Linked DNA regions of Mus musculus: region 2 is linked to region 1. Evidence: chromatin loops called from intact Hi-C (ENCODE). Cell type or tissue: left cerebral cortex. All regions are shown on one strand. Links, peaks and the distances in the headings refer to the core of each region. The heading gives the core; the rest is flanking DNA.

Region 1 (8,694 bases), core at 282-8,281:
ACAGGGCCACACCTTCTAAAAGTGCCACTCCCTGGGCTAAGCACATACAAACCATCACAGATGGTTTGTATAGACATATAAGACATATAGACATAGATAGACATATAAGAATAAAATAATTTAATAAAGTTTAAAACTTCACCGTATTGGGTACCCACGCTACCTGAGAGTCTATGGCAGAGAAGGACATAACTTATTGTCACATTAGGGGAAATGAGAACATTTCTTCCAAGTCAAGTAAACTTGAATAAATTAACATCTTCCCTGGGGGACTCATCAGACTTGATGATCTGGTCACCAGTGTGAGGATAGCAGAGTATACATTACACTAACACTGTTAATACAGGGCCACAGCAATTACTGGAAAACCAGAAAAACAAACATCTTATTTTATACTTCATTCAAACCGTTTCTTGCCTACAAAGCTTTAGCCTACAGCCCTAGAAGTTTTTTATGGCTTTTCTTTTTTAAAAACCACAGGTATGTACTCCCATTCAAATTAAATCTTCAAAATGGGATAAAATTTAGGCTACTGAGTTTATGTATTCACTCAACAAATATTCACTTTAGGCTAGGAGTATAATGTTTCACTAGCTATCCTGTAAAATATGAGACAGATATAAAGGCAAAGAGAACACAGTAATTCACTATGGTGCACAACTGAAAATGTTTTGTCAGCCTGGTGGTAGACGCATATGCTTTTAATCCCAGGATTTTGGAGGCGGAGGCAGGCAGATTTCTGAGTTTGAGGCCAGCCTGGGGGGTTCAGGGACAGCCAGATCCACACAAAGAAAACTGGTCTCCAAAGCCAAACAAAAACAAACACAAACCAAAAAGGAAAAAAAAAAGACAATGTTTTTGTTGTCACAGATGTTTGTTAGGGATATAGATGCAGCTATCCATTAGGAAATCGTCCCCATACAGACACCTCTGAGAGTGTACATGTGTCAATGCACTCCAGACAATTAAACCTCCCTAAAGTGCTTCTTGAAGACCCTAGGCTGTCTCCCTGCAGCACTGTTCTGACTAAATGCATCATCCCGTTCAGCTAAACAGTTGGCTTTATTTTTCCCTCAGTAACAATTGCTGTTTTTATATCATACCTCACAGGACTTCTTTCATTTATACACTTTGTGCTTCCCTGGTATTCATTTTGACAATAACAGCAGCTGTGGTAGCAAGAAGAGAATTAAAACGGAAATCCCTGGGAAGGTCTGGCTTTTGAACAATTCCTTTCCAATATTGCCTTTGGCTGCTCTCATCTTTGTATGACCTTTGTAGTTCTGCGCTTAAAGAAGGATGCTTGGAATTGGAAAATGTGCTTCAATCATTGAGTACCTGACACACAGTCATCAAACCTGATGATGTAAGTTCGTATTCCTAGCACCCACGTAAAAGCTATGGGGTGGCGATGGTCTGTAGCCCCGACTTTTCCAAGATCCTTTCTCAAAGAGAAAAAAAAAAGTATTTGCAGGACTTAACCACCTCTCTCCTTCCCTCCTCCCGCCTTGTATATATGTGCATAATTGGCATGATTGTTCATATGCATCTGCACATGTGCATTTGGCAATGTGTGCAAGTCAAGGGCAAAGGGCAACTGTCTTCCTCCGTCATTCTCTCCTTTTTTGAGACAGTCTTTCACAGAATCAGGAACTCACTGATTGTCTAGACTGGCTGGCTGCCAGGTTACTTTCAGAATTCTACCTGTGGATTTAAGAAAGAAATAAATGCACATTTTTATTTGTTTATATCTGAAAAATGTAAGTAGTCTATTGACCTTTCTATAACAGTATTTCTACGTATTTGATTTTCCTTTTGCTTTGTAATGGAAAGACAATGAAAACAGACAGATTACAGCCACAAGCCAAAGGACCCAAAAGGCTTAAAAGATCAGCGCCCAGAGAAGGGAGGGAGATTCTCTGCTGGGCACACCCAGGACTTCTCAGAACAGGCCGCATTCCTGCAGGTCAGAGATTCTATGAGAAAAGGCTTTTTCTCAGTGACAGTGTAGCTTGCCCTTGACCTTGGGGCATGTTGGGTAAATAGTTGAAGAATGCCTCTGAAAGAAACATAGTAACATCTTGCATCTTTCTCCCTCTGTAATTTTAGGGCTCTTTCAGTTAGGGGACGAGAGAATCCTAGTGTTAGCTGCAATATCAAAGTCTGCAACTACATTCAGAAAATAGAAAGCAATTCAATATGTTAAGAGATCATAATGCCTGCATTGATGGAGCCTAGGCCTTGAATTTCTGAGCTAAACTGTTTCTATTTTGTGGCAGGAAGAGCTCAAGTTTCATCTTTTATTCTGGTGTAAATTCATCATTAATGCGTTTAAGGAGTAGATACAGGCCTGGATTGTAAAAATCTCTCTTTATAACATTAAGCAGTAGATTTAATAAAAAAGGCATCCCAGCCTTTGCGGGCTGTGTAAGTGACTGATAAGAACGGAAGCAGAACTGATAGGGTTTGATCATCACCACAGTGAAGTAAGTCCAAATGGACCAGGAAATGCACACGGGAGCAGGATGTCCAAAACACCAGCCAGGGAGATACTGACTAGGAAATGATACAGACCAGAAGATACAAGAAGATATGGGATACCTCAATTAAAAATTGGAGGAAAATTTGTAACTATAAGCATGAAATGACTAGATTCTCTAGTTTTTGGATATATGATCATACCAAAGGAAACACACACACACACACACACACACACACACACACACACACACACACACACACACAAACAGAGCTCCATCACTTCCAGGATAAAAACATCACAAGTCATGTTTGTACAATGCACTCCATCTGTGTGTACTGGAAAGACTTTAGAATATTGATCAGTAATGTAAGTAAATGCATGACAATCACAGGCAACATCGCTGAGTGTCCTTACAGTTAGACAGAGAAGTCATACTCTACAATCTGCCTGCACCGCGTTTCTGTTCTGAGGAAATGGAAATGAGTAAGAGGAAACGATTGTGCCGGAATGTGTGTATAACTATACCATTACCACTGATGAAGAAGATGGAGAACGTGGCCAGCTCAAATAGCGATGGGAAAGGAGACTTCGGGGCTAGTGTGCTCTACTTCTTGGCTTGGGATGCACCGTTTACTTAGTTACTTAAATTTTTATACGTATTTGTGTGTATGCGTGTGTGTGCAGCTTATATGGTGTAATAAAAACACAAACACAAACGCTGAGACCAACATCCAGATGAGATCACACCTTATCCAATAGGCTGAACTGGGCTTAGCTGTTTGGAAGGCAGTTTGAGTTGGCACCTCGGAGCAAAGCGTGTTCAACATTCAACATCTCTTTTTCATGTGACGTAACTGACTGTGGTCCAGGATTCACTTGTTATTATTGAAAATCCCATTCAGTGGGCTGGGGAAGTGGCTCAGCGGTTAAGAGCACTGGCTGCTTGCGCTTTCAGAGGTCCTGAGTTCAATTCCCAGCAACCACATGGTGGCTCACAACCATCTGTAACGGGATCTGATGCCCTCTTCTGGTGTGTCTGAAGACAGCTACAGTGTACTCATATAAATGACATAAATAAATCTTTTTAAAAAAATCCATTTGATTAAACTAGTGTCATTCCTTCCTGCGTCTACACTTGACCCACTCTATCGAGGGTCAGCTAGCGATGGAGCAGCGAGCCATTACTATTTTAAGCCAGAGCTGCCTGGCAACGTCTGCATTGCTGAGGACTCTAATTTTCATCCCAGTCTGCTTTTGTTAGACTCCTACCTCAAGTGGCACAGGCTGTGTTCCATAGATAGCAGCCGGAGAAATACGTTCAGTTTCTTTTCTTTTTTCTTTCTTTTTTTTTGTTAAAATCATCTCTAAACACATGAGCAGAAAGATATCTGAAAGGTGCTTTCGCCTGACTAATTAGGTTAGAAATCTCAGGGGAACAGTCCTATTTGCTACAGTTTAATGGAAATCCTTTAGCTTCTGGTTGCCCAGTCTTCTAAGAACAGATTTTTCTTTGGCACTTCCTGTTGAACTTGGAGGCGGGAGCGGGGCATAGAATAACCCTGTTTTGCTTCGTGATTTGAGAGACTTAAATTGGGGTTTCAGGCAATGGAAAGGCTGTGACTTCTCAATTCCTTAGTTCATACTGTTTAGTATGGAACTCTGCACTTCAGGAAAAGGAACATTTATTGGTGATTATTGACGGGTGACTTTTTCCTTCCGGAATTATATTATTGCGGCACAGTATTCGCCAAGGTCTGCTTTTAGTGTAGGCAAGTCACATGATGTGCAGCCTGGCTACGTCTTCCTTACGTGAAGCATCTCCCCCCCCCCCATCCCCCGCTTGCTAGCCTGCCCCGACCGCCCCCCCCCCCCGACCCCCACTTGCCAGCCTGTGGATGTGCATGGTTGGAACTGGATTATTCCACTCACGCTCTCGGTTGGTGGGGACTTCTCTGAGAAGCGATTTTATTTTGTCTTCTTCATGGGATTCAAACAGAATGTGGCGGGTTATCCATGTCACCTCAGAATTTGGCAAACTGCACGAAGCAGCAGGACCATGATTTCCATCCATGTTGGCTCCGTAGCAAGACCTTGTCTCAAATGCATACATAAATAAACAAGTGTAAAAAAAATCCAACATATTTTCAAAGATACCTTTTGTGTTTATTAAATGTTTACCACACCTTTGATTCTATCTCTTTAATAAAAGAGATGTTTTAAAAATATACCTTAAGGGAGGGTTGGAGAGATGACTCAGTCGTTAATAGTACTGGATGCTCATCCACAGGTCCTCAGTCCAATTTCCAGCACCTGCATGATGGTTCACAACCATCGATAGCTGTAGTCTCAGGGGACCCAATGCCCTCTTCTGGTATGCCAATATACACACACAATCCATATACATAAATAAGTAACAAACAAATAAATAAATACATCTAAAAAATAAATCGTAAAGAAAAATGTATATTTAAAAACTGTATCTTGGCTCATTGTGATCAGAACGAGTTACTATAAATTATCGGGATGTCTTGAGTTTTTGGACTCATTTTGCAACAGATTGTAATTATCACTGATAATTAAGATTATTATTAAAAATAGGGCATCTCGCTGATTTTGAAATGCAATAGTAATGGGATGATATTTTGTGTGGTGACTAGGAGAGAAAAACATTATGTGTGATGTCAAGTGGAAAACAAACAGAGCAGGGAGAATTCAAGGAGATGAATCCTTGGAGATAATTCCTATCTGAGGCGGACCAGGGAGACAGGGACAGTTATGGAGCGGTGAGAGGGAAGGGCCCCCCACCCCCACCCGGGAATCATGCCGATGCCTTGTACCAGCGGAGAAGCAGGGATTCTGGCCCAATTAACAACTGCTTGACGTCTTTCTCCCATCTCAGCTATAAACACCCAGCTTTCTGGGAATCTTACCAGAAACTAAATTTATAGGGAAAAGACATGCTCTGAACCCAGCAATATAACATACATCACTAATGCTAGGACAATCAGTTGTGGTTCTCCTTTGAGGAGCCCTTATCTATTCTTGGGTTTATCTTACTGAATCTCTTTCAAAGAGAGCATCCATCGGTGCTTTCCTATTGGGTCTGTGAAGAAACATATACTGCTAAGTTTTCTGAAGTTTTCTTTGGGATTCATGGTTCTTTTGTCCCACAAAGGGTCCCCCCACCCATAGGAAACACCTATAGGCAAGTGTGTATTCTGTGTCCTATAATCAAATATGTGGCCCTGACAAACAATAGAGGTTTGAGAAAAGACCCTTTTTATAAAGACCTAGCTGGCATTTAGTACGAAGATAATTCTCATGGTTGTGTTGAGGAATGTGCAGGGGATCCCTAGCTAGAATTTAAGTACCAACGCTGGAAATACCAAAGACTATTAATACTACCAACATTTTTATACTCCTGACTTGGCATGGGTGCGAGGTGGGACTGGAAACATTTGCAGTGACTATACCGTGAAGGTTGGCAGTGACGCTTTCGTCTTTTGAGATTGGTCCAAATAACACATTGGTATTTTTGTTCTCTGGAGCTCTAGTCTCTTCTAGTGAAAAAAAAAAAACTGATTAGCATGTAATAGATACCACAACATTCACCTTTGAAAAATATGCAATTTGGTGTTTTTGGTTTAGGCGTGGAACTGTATGGTCCGTTTGGTTGTTCAATTTACAAACTTATTTCGGGGACTCTTTCCTCTTATTTTTTCTTCTAATATAGTAAAATAATCTTATGTTTTGTTTATTTTAAAAATATGCACCGTTACCCTGAAATTGGCTCTCAGTAAAATTGCCTGAAAACCTGTGTCATGGAAGGTCTTAGAAACAGGTTCTCATTTCATCCGGTTTAGTACCAGAGCAAGTCTTTGTGATTCAGCGTTTACAGAAAGCATGATAGCTTGACTTTGCTTTTCTGCATTTTGCATGTGTGTGTGTTTGACATATTTATATATGTTCACGTGTGTGTGCTTGTGTGCATAAAAATGTGGGGGTTGGGAACTGAAGTCAGCTATATTTTTTAAATCATTCTCCACCTGAAGTTTTGAGATAGGGTCTCCCCTAAATGCAGGGCTAACTCGTCAGGAAGCTCTAGGGATGTGGCTATCTCTACCTCCCCTCAGCACTGGGCTTATAGATGCTTGGCACTTTAACCAGTGAGCTACCCATCTCCCCAGGCCCATAACCAGTGTTTTTCAAATGGAGATGACGTCCTCTAGAGAAAATATCAAGTTGATGCATTTGAATGTGCCACACTTCCTTGTCAGTTCAAAGCACTGGATTTATTTTAATTTCATAAGATTCATTACTATAAAAATGCATGAAATTTTCATGTGCAAGCCACTGGCATTACAAAACTTGAAAGATGTTATGATACAGGCTCATGAACATAACGTCCCCCACTCTTTCAAGAAACACGCAGTTAAAATACTGAATTTTTTTATGATTATATAACAACTTTATATAACAACAATAACAATATTCTCACTCCCAGCCTATATTCATTTATTCTGCCCCCAGTATTTGCTAAGTGCCTACTGCCTGCCAAGGCTGTGGATGCGATAAGGCATAACGGCTCAATCTTCAGGAACACCTTTGTGCTTCTAGCTAGCCTTCTTTAGTAATTCATTACATAGTGCTTGATGTTGAATTACATTTCCATTTCTGAGTAAACATTTGGCTCAATGAACACTCAGTCCCTGATGCTTGATAGCTTAGCTGACTCCTCCTTCACCGTGTTTACAAACTCCATTTATATACATGACTATTTCCTCCCCACCCCCCAACTCACTGATGGGACACAATCTCCTGCCAACGTACCCAGTACTGCCATCTTTCCATGTCATGAGGGAACATAATTTGCTGTATTCTTCCAACTACAATAACTACCTGCTTCATTTTTTTTTTTTTTTTTTTTTGGGGAATACAAGTGAGTCTTGATTTATTTTTAAAAATTTTTGTTTAGATTTATTCATTTTATTTTGTGTGTGTGTTTGTCTGCATGTATGTTTATGTGCCATGTGCATACGTGGTGGTGCCTTTGAATGTCAGAAGAAGGATTAAGATCCCTTGGAACTAGAGTTACAGAGGGCTATGAACTACCATGTTAGGAACTAAACTCACATCCTCTGTAAAGTCAACAAGTGCTCTTGACCACCAAGCCACCCTTCTAGTCCTGAATGTTCTTTCTTAAATATCATAAACTGATGACAACTCTGAATTGACCATTATGTCTACAGAATCCTGCAAAATTCAAATCTAGTCCTTACCATTTGTGCTGGTTTGAGTGAGAATGGTCCCATAGACTTACACATAACTGCTTGGTCCACATTGGTGGGATTGTTTGGGAAGGATTAGGAGGTGTGGCCTTGTTGGAGGAGATGTGTCATTAGGGGTGGGCTTTGAGGTTTCAAAAGTCCACACCATTCTCAGTTGTTTCTCTCTCTGTGCCTTGTGGGTATATTTCTTTCTTTCCCTTTTTATTTTTAAAGATTTATTTATTTATTATATGTAAGTACACTGTAGCTGTCTCCAGACATCCCAGAAGAGGGCATCAGATCTCATTACGGATGGTTGTAAGCCATCATGTGGTTGCTGGGATTTGAACTCACGACCTTCAGAAGAGCAATCTGTGCTCTTAACTACTGAGCCATCTCTTCAGCCCCTTGTGGTTGTATTTCAACCTTTCAGCCACTGCTCCAGGGCCATGCCCGTCTTCTTGCTGTCATACTCCCTGCCATGATGAACATGAACTCACCCTCTGAAACTACAAGCACATCCAACTAAATGCTCTCTTTTATAGTTGCCTTGGTCATGGTGTCTCTTCACAGCAATAGAAACATAACTAAGCCACATGCATGAGCAAAATCATTAATAACTCTGTAGACATGAAAGTAACTTGTACATATTTCCATAACATTGATAATTGCTAATATGTGTTACTCTGGATCTTTCTCATAGTCAGTGGATTTTGCTAAACTTATGTTGAACTCCTGTTGTAAGTCGTTGGAGTGCAGAGCTACAATATCTATTGAAAAATTTCCTCTAGGCGCAGCTCCCACATACGGAAAAGGGTTGCTGGGAAACGTCAGTCTCATGCTTGTACTGGCAAGGGAAGGCAGAATCAATATGATACAAATCACATACCATGGTGTATATTTTTTTCAGAATGAGTAGAAAACAATCTAGGTGTGTTTGAATAA
Region 2 (8,694 bases), core at 458-8,457, 170 kb before region 1:
TATCTGTGTATATATATATACATATATGCATATATATACAAATATAATGAAATTGACAAATAATGGGGGAGATTTATATACACACACACACACATATATATATATATATATATATATTCGAAAGCTTCAATTGTATTTAACTTACTCCTCCACTAGCCCTTAGTTTTAGTTGTCTTTCCTATACTCTTTCCCTCATCTCCTTCTTTCCTATTCCTTTCCACTTGATCCTCCATACCAGTCTCCATCCTACATCTATTTCCCTGTCCTAGAACAGCCTATTTGTGCCTCCACCCCCCGTTCCTTCTGCTGTGCTTAACCTTTAGCTCTATAGACGGTATCTTGTCTACCACTGACTTGCTTACAGCTCATAGCTAATATCTACATGTAAGTGGATACATACCATATTTGCCTTTCTGAAGCTAAGGAGATTGTGTTTCAGTTTGCTTATGTGATAGATTACATTTATCCATTCCTGTATTAAACCATCCCTGGATCTCTGGGATGAAGCCAACTTGATCATGGAGAACAATCTTTTTTGGATTTGACTTGCAAGTATTTTACTGAGAATTTTTGCATCTATGTGGGAAAGTGGTCTGTAATTCTCTTTTTTGGGGTCTTTATTTGGTTTAGGTATCAGACTAACTATGGCAATGTTAAAAGGGAACTGGACAATATTCTTTCTGTTTCTATCTTGTGGAATAATTTAAAGACTATTCCATTATTCTTCTTTGAAATTCTGGTCAAGGGGCCAGAGAGACGGCTCAGCAGTTAAGAGCACTGGCTGCTCTTCCAAAGGTCCTGAGTTCAAATCCCAGCAACCATGTGATGGCTTACAATATCTGCAATGGGATCTGATGCTCTCTTCTGGAGAGCACTCATACATTAAATAAATAAAAAAGTTAAAAAAAAAAACGAAGTCTGGTCAAATTCTGCACTAAAACCATCTGGCCCTGGGCTTATTTCTTTTAAGGGTTGGGAGATTTTTAATTACTGCTTCTATTCACAGAGGGTTATAGGCTTGTTTAAATTGCTTATCTGATCTTGATTTAACTTTGATAAGTGGTATGTATTGGAGGAAATTAGCCATTTCTTTTATTAAACTTTTTTTCCAGTTTGATGGGGTTCAGGTTTCTCTGGATTCCCTTGGTGTCTTTTATTATGTTCCTCTTTTCATCCAATTTTGTTAATTTCTTCTTTCTCAGCTTGTTAGTTAATTTGGGTAAGGCTTTGCCAATCTTATTGATTTTCTCAAAGAAACCAACTCTTCCTTTCATTGATTCTTTGTACATTTTTCTTTGTTCATTTGTTTCTATTTGATTGGTTGCTGCTACTGAGTGTGATTATTTCTTGCCATCGACTCCTTTTGGGTGTGATTTATCCTTTTTTGTTTTAGAGCTTTCAGCTGTGTCGTTAGGTTACTAGCATGAGATCTTGCCATTTGTTTGTTTGTTTGTTTATTTATTTTTCTGATGCTCGGTGGATATTTAATCAAGTTTTCTTTGGAGTATATGGTGATGACAAGTTCAGGGACAACTGAGTATTTATATGCAGAACAATGAAATGAATTCTAATGTCACCCCATATACAAAAATAAATTCAAAGCCGATAGGATTTGAAGATAAGACCCAAGGCTGTTAAAATTCGAGAGGAAAACAAGGTTGAAACTCCATTTCCTGGTCCAGGTACTCTCTTTTCTCATGATTATATTCTGCAGAAGAAATCACATGGGCTTAGGGAATAATACTGGCTTCAAACCTGGTAGGTACCTCACTAGGTGATTTAGACTTGTAAAGGGCCCAGAAAATAGATACTATGAATCACGTTAGAAATACAGAAACGCAACTAAACATCTTCAATACTAATCAAAATAATAAATGAAAGGTTGCATTCATTCCAAGAAAAGAGTCATAGAATTAAAAATGATTGATCCACAAAAGATGTATCAATATGAGTAAATCCACCCCTTATTGTAGCAACTGAAAACTATTAGCTTCCAAAAATACATAAGATTATAATTTTATAGCAGTGTATATATTTCAGAAATGTGCCCTTTGTTTTTAAAGTGTAAGCACTTAGTGCAAGGAATTTGCCTTTTAGGACATCTTTCATTATGTCCCGTGAGTTTGGGTATGTGTATATCAATTTTCATTCATTTCTAGAAAGTCTTTGATTTCTTTCTTAATTTCTGTCTTGACTTGTTTTTCATTCATTAGTGGCTCTTTCATTTCCCTGAGTTTGTAATATTTTTGTTGTTTCTGTTGCTGATATCCAGTTTTAATTTGTGGTCAGGTAGGATGCAGGGTATTGTTTTAATTTTCACTTATTTGTTGAGACTTGCTTTGTGCCCTACTGTGTGTTCAGCTTTGGAGAAAGTTGTGTGAAGTGCTGAGAAAAAGGTATTATATCTTTTGTGTTTGGGTAAAATGTTCTATAAATATCTGCTGGGTCTATTTGGTTTATACGATTAGTTCTAGTATTTCCTTGTCTTTTTGTTTTTAAAAGATTTATTTATTTGTTTTATGTAAGTACATTTGTCACTGTCTTTAGATACACTAAAAGAGTGCATCAGTTCCCATTACAGATAGTTGTGAGATACCATGTGGTTGCTGGGAATTGAACTCAGGACCTTTGGAAGAGCAGTCGATGCTCTTAACAGCTGAGCCATCTCTCCAGCCCCGTATTTTTTTGTTTAGTTTTTTTTTTTTTTTTTTTTTTTTTTTTTTTTTTTTTTTTTTTTTTTTTTTTAATCTGGATCACCTATCTATTGGCAAATATGAGGTACTGGAGTCTCCCACTCTCAAGAGTATGAGGCTCAATGTGTGATTTAAGCTGTAGTGGTGTTTCTTTTATGAACATGGGTGCCCTTTTGTTTGGTGCATACATGTTAAGGATTACAATGTCCTCTTGGTAGATTTTTTTTTCTTTGATGAATATGTAGCATCTTTCTCTGTTTCTTCTGATTAGGTTAGGTTTGCAGTTTATTGTGTCAGAGATTAAAATGGCAATCAATACCAGATTGCTTCTAGGGTCCATTTGCTTTGGATATCTTTTTCTATCCTTTTACCCTGAGGTAATGTCCTTGATGCTAAGGTGTGTTTCTGGGATGCAGCAGAAGGGTGGATTCTGTTTTCTCACCCATTGTTTCTGTGTCTTTATATTAGGGAATTGAGATCATTGGTTATCTTTCAATAAAGAAAACAATAAGCAGTGTTTGTTGATTCCCGTTATTTTGTTGTTGTTGATGGTGGTGTGTGCTTTCTCTCATTTGATTTGCTAATCTGGGATTAAGTTTTAGTACTTTGTTAATTAAAACGGAAATTAAATATAACCTTAGAGTGCCTATGTGGTTCCTGTCTCTGATGAAATATAGTTGACCTAATATGCTTACTATCTATTTTGCCTCCCATTTCACCAATTAATTTGTTTCTCTGATCTTATGTTTATCTGCCTTCATAGTGTTTAATGGCACCAAAAGTATAATTTTTCATTTGCTTGCTAGTTTGTATTCTGTTTCCGTCCATAAAACGTGAGGATCAAGATAGGAAAACTCATTTATTTTATTCATCAGTATCCCAATGCCCAAAACAGGGATTTGATCTACTGACTAAATAAACTCATAAATAAAAGAATGAATCCATACCCATAGCCTATAGTCAATTGATGCTTTCTTGTTAGTCTGCAGTACAACTTAGCTTTCCATGTTAGTCCAGGTTTTTGCAGAATTAGACCTTGTGAGTGCACTTATCAACACTGGCCTATTGCTAACAACATTACTGCAGATGCCTACATGTTTGTGTGTGTGTGCACATGCTAGTGTGGGCACACACATTGATGAGTGATAGACAACCTCAAGTTTTGGTTCTTATCTTCTACCTTGTTTGAGAGAGGGTCTCTTGATTACTACTGTAAATGCCATGACCTTCCAGTGACTCTTCTGTCCCTGCCTCTCATCTTCCCAGAGCAGTGCTGGGGTTAAAGATGCCACTGCATCTAACTTTACATGGGTTGGAGATCTGAATGAAGATTTTCATCTTGCACCATAAATTCTTTGTCTTCTGAACCAACCCCACCCTTCCTAAATACTTTTAATAACACCCTATGCATTTGGTCTCCATTATAACTTAGTGCTCAGCTTAGTCTTTGACAAATAATGAATGTCACCAGTGTTTCCTTTTCTGAATTAGTTTACTCTAAGGGAAGTTTGAAACTTAGCTTTGCTGATAGACTTTATAGAAATGGTCTCGGGACCACTGAATTCCATGTAAAAGCATACATGGCATGGCATGCTCTGTTTATTATTTTTATTTTGTTATTTTTATTAGGTATTTATTTCATTTACATTTCCAATGCTATCCCAAAGTCCCCCACCCGCTCCCCCACCCACTCCCCCACCCACCAACTCCTACTTCTTGGTCCTGGAGTTCCCCTGTACTGAGGCATATAAAGTTTGCACGACCAATGGGCCTCGTTTTCCTCTGATGGCCGACTAGGCCATCTTCTGCTACATATGCAGGTAGACACACGAGCTCTAGGGGGTACTGGGTAGTTCATATTGTTGTTCCACCTATAGGGTTGCAGATCCCTTTAGCTCCTTGGGTACTTTCTCTAGCTCCTCCATTGGGGGCCCTGTGATCCATCCAATAGCTGACTGTGAGCATCCACTTCTGTGTTTGCTAGGCCCCGGCATAGTCTCACAAGAGATAGCTCTATCAGGGCCCTTTCAGCAAAATCTTGCTAGTGTATGCAATGGTTTTAAATGAACAAACAAGAGTGTCAACCCAAGACTGCTTTGTCCTGTCTTAATTCCTGTGCTGGTTTTGAGTGTCTTCATAGCCAGTTTGGAAAAGCCATGGCTGGAGTTGGTGTTTTAGGCTCCTGGAAGTCTCTGCTAGCATCTGAGGAAATGTAAAATATAAAGTTTGTGATATTAAAACTATGTCTCTCCAGCCTCCAACATTCTTTTTTGGCCTTAAGGCAGCAAAGCAGAACTATACACAATTTAATCACAGAGTTCTTGTTTTGTCAAGGCAGATGAGAACATACACAGCTAGCGTTGCCTGTGTGGGTTGGTGAATTACTTAGATTTTTTTCTATGCTTGGAGAGAATGACCACAAGAATGGTTGAGACATCCATGAATAAGTTGTTCCAGGTCCGTGTCTACAGTGAGTACACAATTCCTCTACCTTCCGGTGATTATGGCAGTGAGTCACCTCAACTTTGTGCCTAAACTATTTGGATCTCTTGGAACAGACTCACCTATGTCTAGGAGCTCAGCTCAGGGAATGAGCCATGGGTACATCACTGAGGGATTCTCAGGCAGTTCTCCAGCTGTCTGGGAAAAGTAATTGAACCGAGTTAATCTTTTCATTGATTCTGCCCACCGCGTAGTTGAGGAACATTTCAGGGCCACAGATTTAGATTCAGTTAGGCTCTATGTACCTGGTGCAAAATTTATGCAAACTTTCTATTGAAACAGTGTATACTTTATTGCTAGGAAGCCATCTATAGCAAGACCGACTGACGGAGAACTCATTGCATTTAAGTATAAAATAATTATTAAATACCTACTGGGTGCTAAGTTCTACATGCTAGGCAGCTTTGAGAGATACAAGGGAAAGCAAGAAATGATAGTTATCTTCAAAGAACTTAACATTGATGTTAGTCATAAACTTATACTTTGATATAAGTAGTATGCAAAAAAGTATTTTCTCCCTCCAGAGTTTTGCTATGTACCTACCCTGGGATGGCCTCAAATATATAATCCTTCTGACTCAGCTTTTCAGTGCTAGGATTATAGGCATGTGTTACCATGTCTAATTTAAATACTGTATATTTTAACATAAGACTTTTTTTTTCTACTTCTTCCCACATATAGCGTGTGGGTGGAGAGATATACTGTGCTGTGCCTTAGACAGCAACATCAAGAAACTTAGGCGTTGATGGACTTTTATCTTTTGGACGTCATTACATGGCTTGTATTTACTTGCATGTCTGTGAAGCACTAAAAACAGGGCTGTGAATCACATAATTGAAATGAGTTCGTTTTAGTGAAACTTAAAGAGAAACTAAAGAAAAGGACCCGCGCAACCGGAAACGTGAGCAATCAGGCCGGAAGTTTGTGCCTTTTAAGTGTCCTTCAGTATTTATTTTCTTGGCATCTTTTTCCCCCTCCTCTGATGTTGAAAAACAAGAATACTGTAGGTGCTGAGTGAGATTGCTCTCATCTTTTCTAAAGGCAAGTGGTTTTCAGATTTGCTTTCCTTATTGATTTCATAAGCATGGTATTTTACATTTCTGACTCCCCAAGGTTACTTTTCTCTCTCGGGAAAATCCTTTCCCCCTCGCCCTTCGGCTGCGTTCCTCAGCAGAGAGAACACTGCACCTTATATGTCTCTCCTTCCTCCCACGGCGTGCTTCTTGATGGCAGCCTTCCTCGCTTCAGCGCAGCTCCCAAATTTAATTCATTTGTTAGGCCTATTTTTACCTTGAGACATGAAATCTCAATGTGTTGCTAAACTATCAGAGAGAGTGCTTTTCTTTGTGCCTTCCATCTAAGGCAATGTGTGCTCCTCTAATGGTATCATTTATAGCTATGGGCTGTGAAACCCGAGCACAGGCGGGATGCCTACATCTCTGTCACGATTTCTCCTTCTTTCTCTCTCTGGCTTTTTTCCCCCTCTTCTTTTCCTTTTGGATGGAGCAGTTAGTCATTAGTACCAATTTGTTTGGTCATGAGCAAGGAGTGAACGTCTGAAATTCAGTATGCTTAGTTCCCACAGCCCTCGTGTGAACTCTCTGAGGGAGCCACTTGAGCGAGGTAAGCTGTGACGGACAGACAATTGCAGGTGGATGAGATGCCCTCTGCATCTCTGACATTATCCTTCCTGCCCTAGGAGTCTCGGTGTGTGAACGTGTCACTCAGGACCAGATAGGTACATCTTTGCTACGGCAACAAAAGGCCCCCACATCTCAATGATGTACAGAGTGATGTATCTTCCATAGGGCGTGCTTTCCAGCTTGGCTGCCTCGCTGCTCCCTGCTGTCTAATGGCGTAGCTCTGTCTGGAACACAGTGACTGAAGCAGAAGGAAAAGAGACATTGCTAACCTCTTGCTGGCTTCTGTGTGGAAGGGTCATGTGTAACTTCTGTCCACATTGCATTGGCTCTAGCACGTTATCTGGCCACCTAAGAGTGCAGTATCACATCGTATGCCCACAGAGACAAAGGAGGGGAGGAGACAGAGTACTAGGTAAACGAGCCACTCCAGTGTTGGGTCATTGACTTCATTTGGGGGTACACAGAGAGTAAGCTTTTCCCGGGGCAGAAATGAATCCCGTGACTGAGCACGAGGAGAGCCTTTTCTCTGGGAGCCTGGCGAGCAGACATCAGAAAGTCCCACTGCTTAGAACACAAGGCTGCTGAGGCTCGTTTGCGGAGTCTACATTCCCATTTTGTGGGGTATCTGTATTTACTGTTTTATCCACTCGGCTGAAAGATTTTTCAGGCATTTGGATAGCTTGCCTATGTATACAGGTTCATTTCATCCTTGACTCTTCTCTCACACTCTAATCCCTGGCTGCAATTAATTATTTATTATTCTACACATTTCTTCTCATCCTTAAATGCTCCAAGTCAGGGTTACTGTGTCTGGCCTTGATCAGTTGCCTCTGTGTTCCGGTGGCAACCGTCTTTATGTTCATCCCAAGGAACAATATTTGTTTATCAGTTCCTTACTGCATCGAATTCATCATTGCTCAGACAGGCCGCGGCTCCGGCTTCATTTCTCATCCTTCTGCTTACTTGACCAGGATGTGACAGTTGCACTGAGCCTCCAGCTGTTTGGTGATCAATCCCAGTTGGATCGTGCCCTAGGGCCTCTTCACTCTTCATTCCTGCTGCCTGGAACGTTCTTCTGTCATCTCTGAAATAGAGCAAACCCTTTGTGTATCACCCATGTCCAGGTTTAACTACCAACTCTTGCGGATCTGGTGGCAGAGGCTATTCTTGTAGCTACTCTGGAGGTGCAGGTAGGAGTTGCAGTTTAAGACTTGCTTGAGCTGCAAGTTCAAGGCTAGCCTGAGAAACTTAATGGAACCCTTGTTTGACATAAAGAATAAGAAGAGGTTTGGGAATCTATATGGCCCTGCCCATATTCAACACCCATTACTGTTTAAAAGCAAAGCAAAGCAAAACAAAACACCACTCTCTCAGAGATTCCTTCTGACTACTAACCTCATTATCTCTGCAAACCCTTATCACTGTCCAGTTCTTTCCCTTCTTACTGTCTCCTCTCGTCACAAGAATGTAAGCTTCCTGAGCAGAGTCCCTTTGAGTCTGTTTATCTCTCACTTATCAACATTGAGCATAAGGGTGGTTAATATTACTGTTAGCCACTCCAAACAAATAGCTTCTATATTTTGAATAAATTCACAAAACTGTAGTAGTTCTTCAAAATTCAGGGGAAAGCCTCAACTACTGGTAAATATACAAAAAGTATTTGCTAATTTCAATTAATAAAATTCTGGAAGTTTTTTTTTTCCAATATGTGTAAAACTTTATCTTCCATAGCAACTCTTGGTATTTTATAATCTTCTTACAAGTTTTTTTTTTTTAAATTTCTGATACATAGCAAAATTCTGATAACTGTATTTTTGGGGTAGGCCCATTTCTACAGTCAATGGTACTATGATGTG

What was found. Hi-C counts contacts between places; a loop is a spot of excess contacts. Peaks named below come from ENCODE experiments on the same cell type or tissue, not always from the same donor. Only the 100,000 strongest peaks of a DNase experiment are listed, where the experiment ranks them.
Region 2: a loop joins it to region 1, with 3 times the contacts of the local background. A loop is called at or near these places in 2 of 42 quality-filtered maps.

The regions. Positions count from the first base shown.
Region 1 is chr10:99,471,031-99,479,724 of GRCm38, forward strand. The region is part of intron 1 of Gm34983 (a long non-coding RNA gene); the gene reads left to right. Among named protein-coding and RNA genes, the nearest start is that of Gm35035, 15 kb to the left of the region's middle. In left cerebral cortex, for the core only: a CTCF peak has its summit at 3,529 (motif pointing left); DNase peaks (open chromatin) are centred at 1,192, 3,733, 3,987, 5,437 and 4 more places; H3K27ac peaks cover 2,676 bases.
Region 2 is chr10:99,303,869-99,312,562 of GRCm38, forward strand. No RefSeq gene overlaps it. Among named protein-coding and RNA genes, the nearest start is that of Gm34921, 37 kb to the left of the region's middle. In left cerebral cortex, for the core only: no CTCF peak of the experiment used is centred there; DNase peaks (open chromatin) are centred at 5,137, 5,961, 6,518, 7,335 and 1 more place; H3K27ac peaks cover 3,060 bases.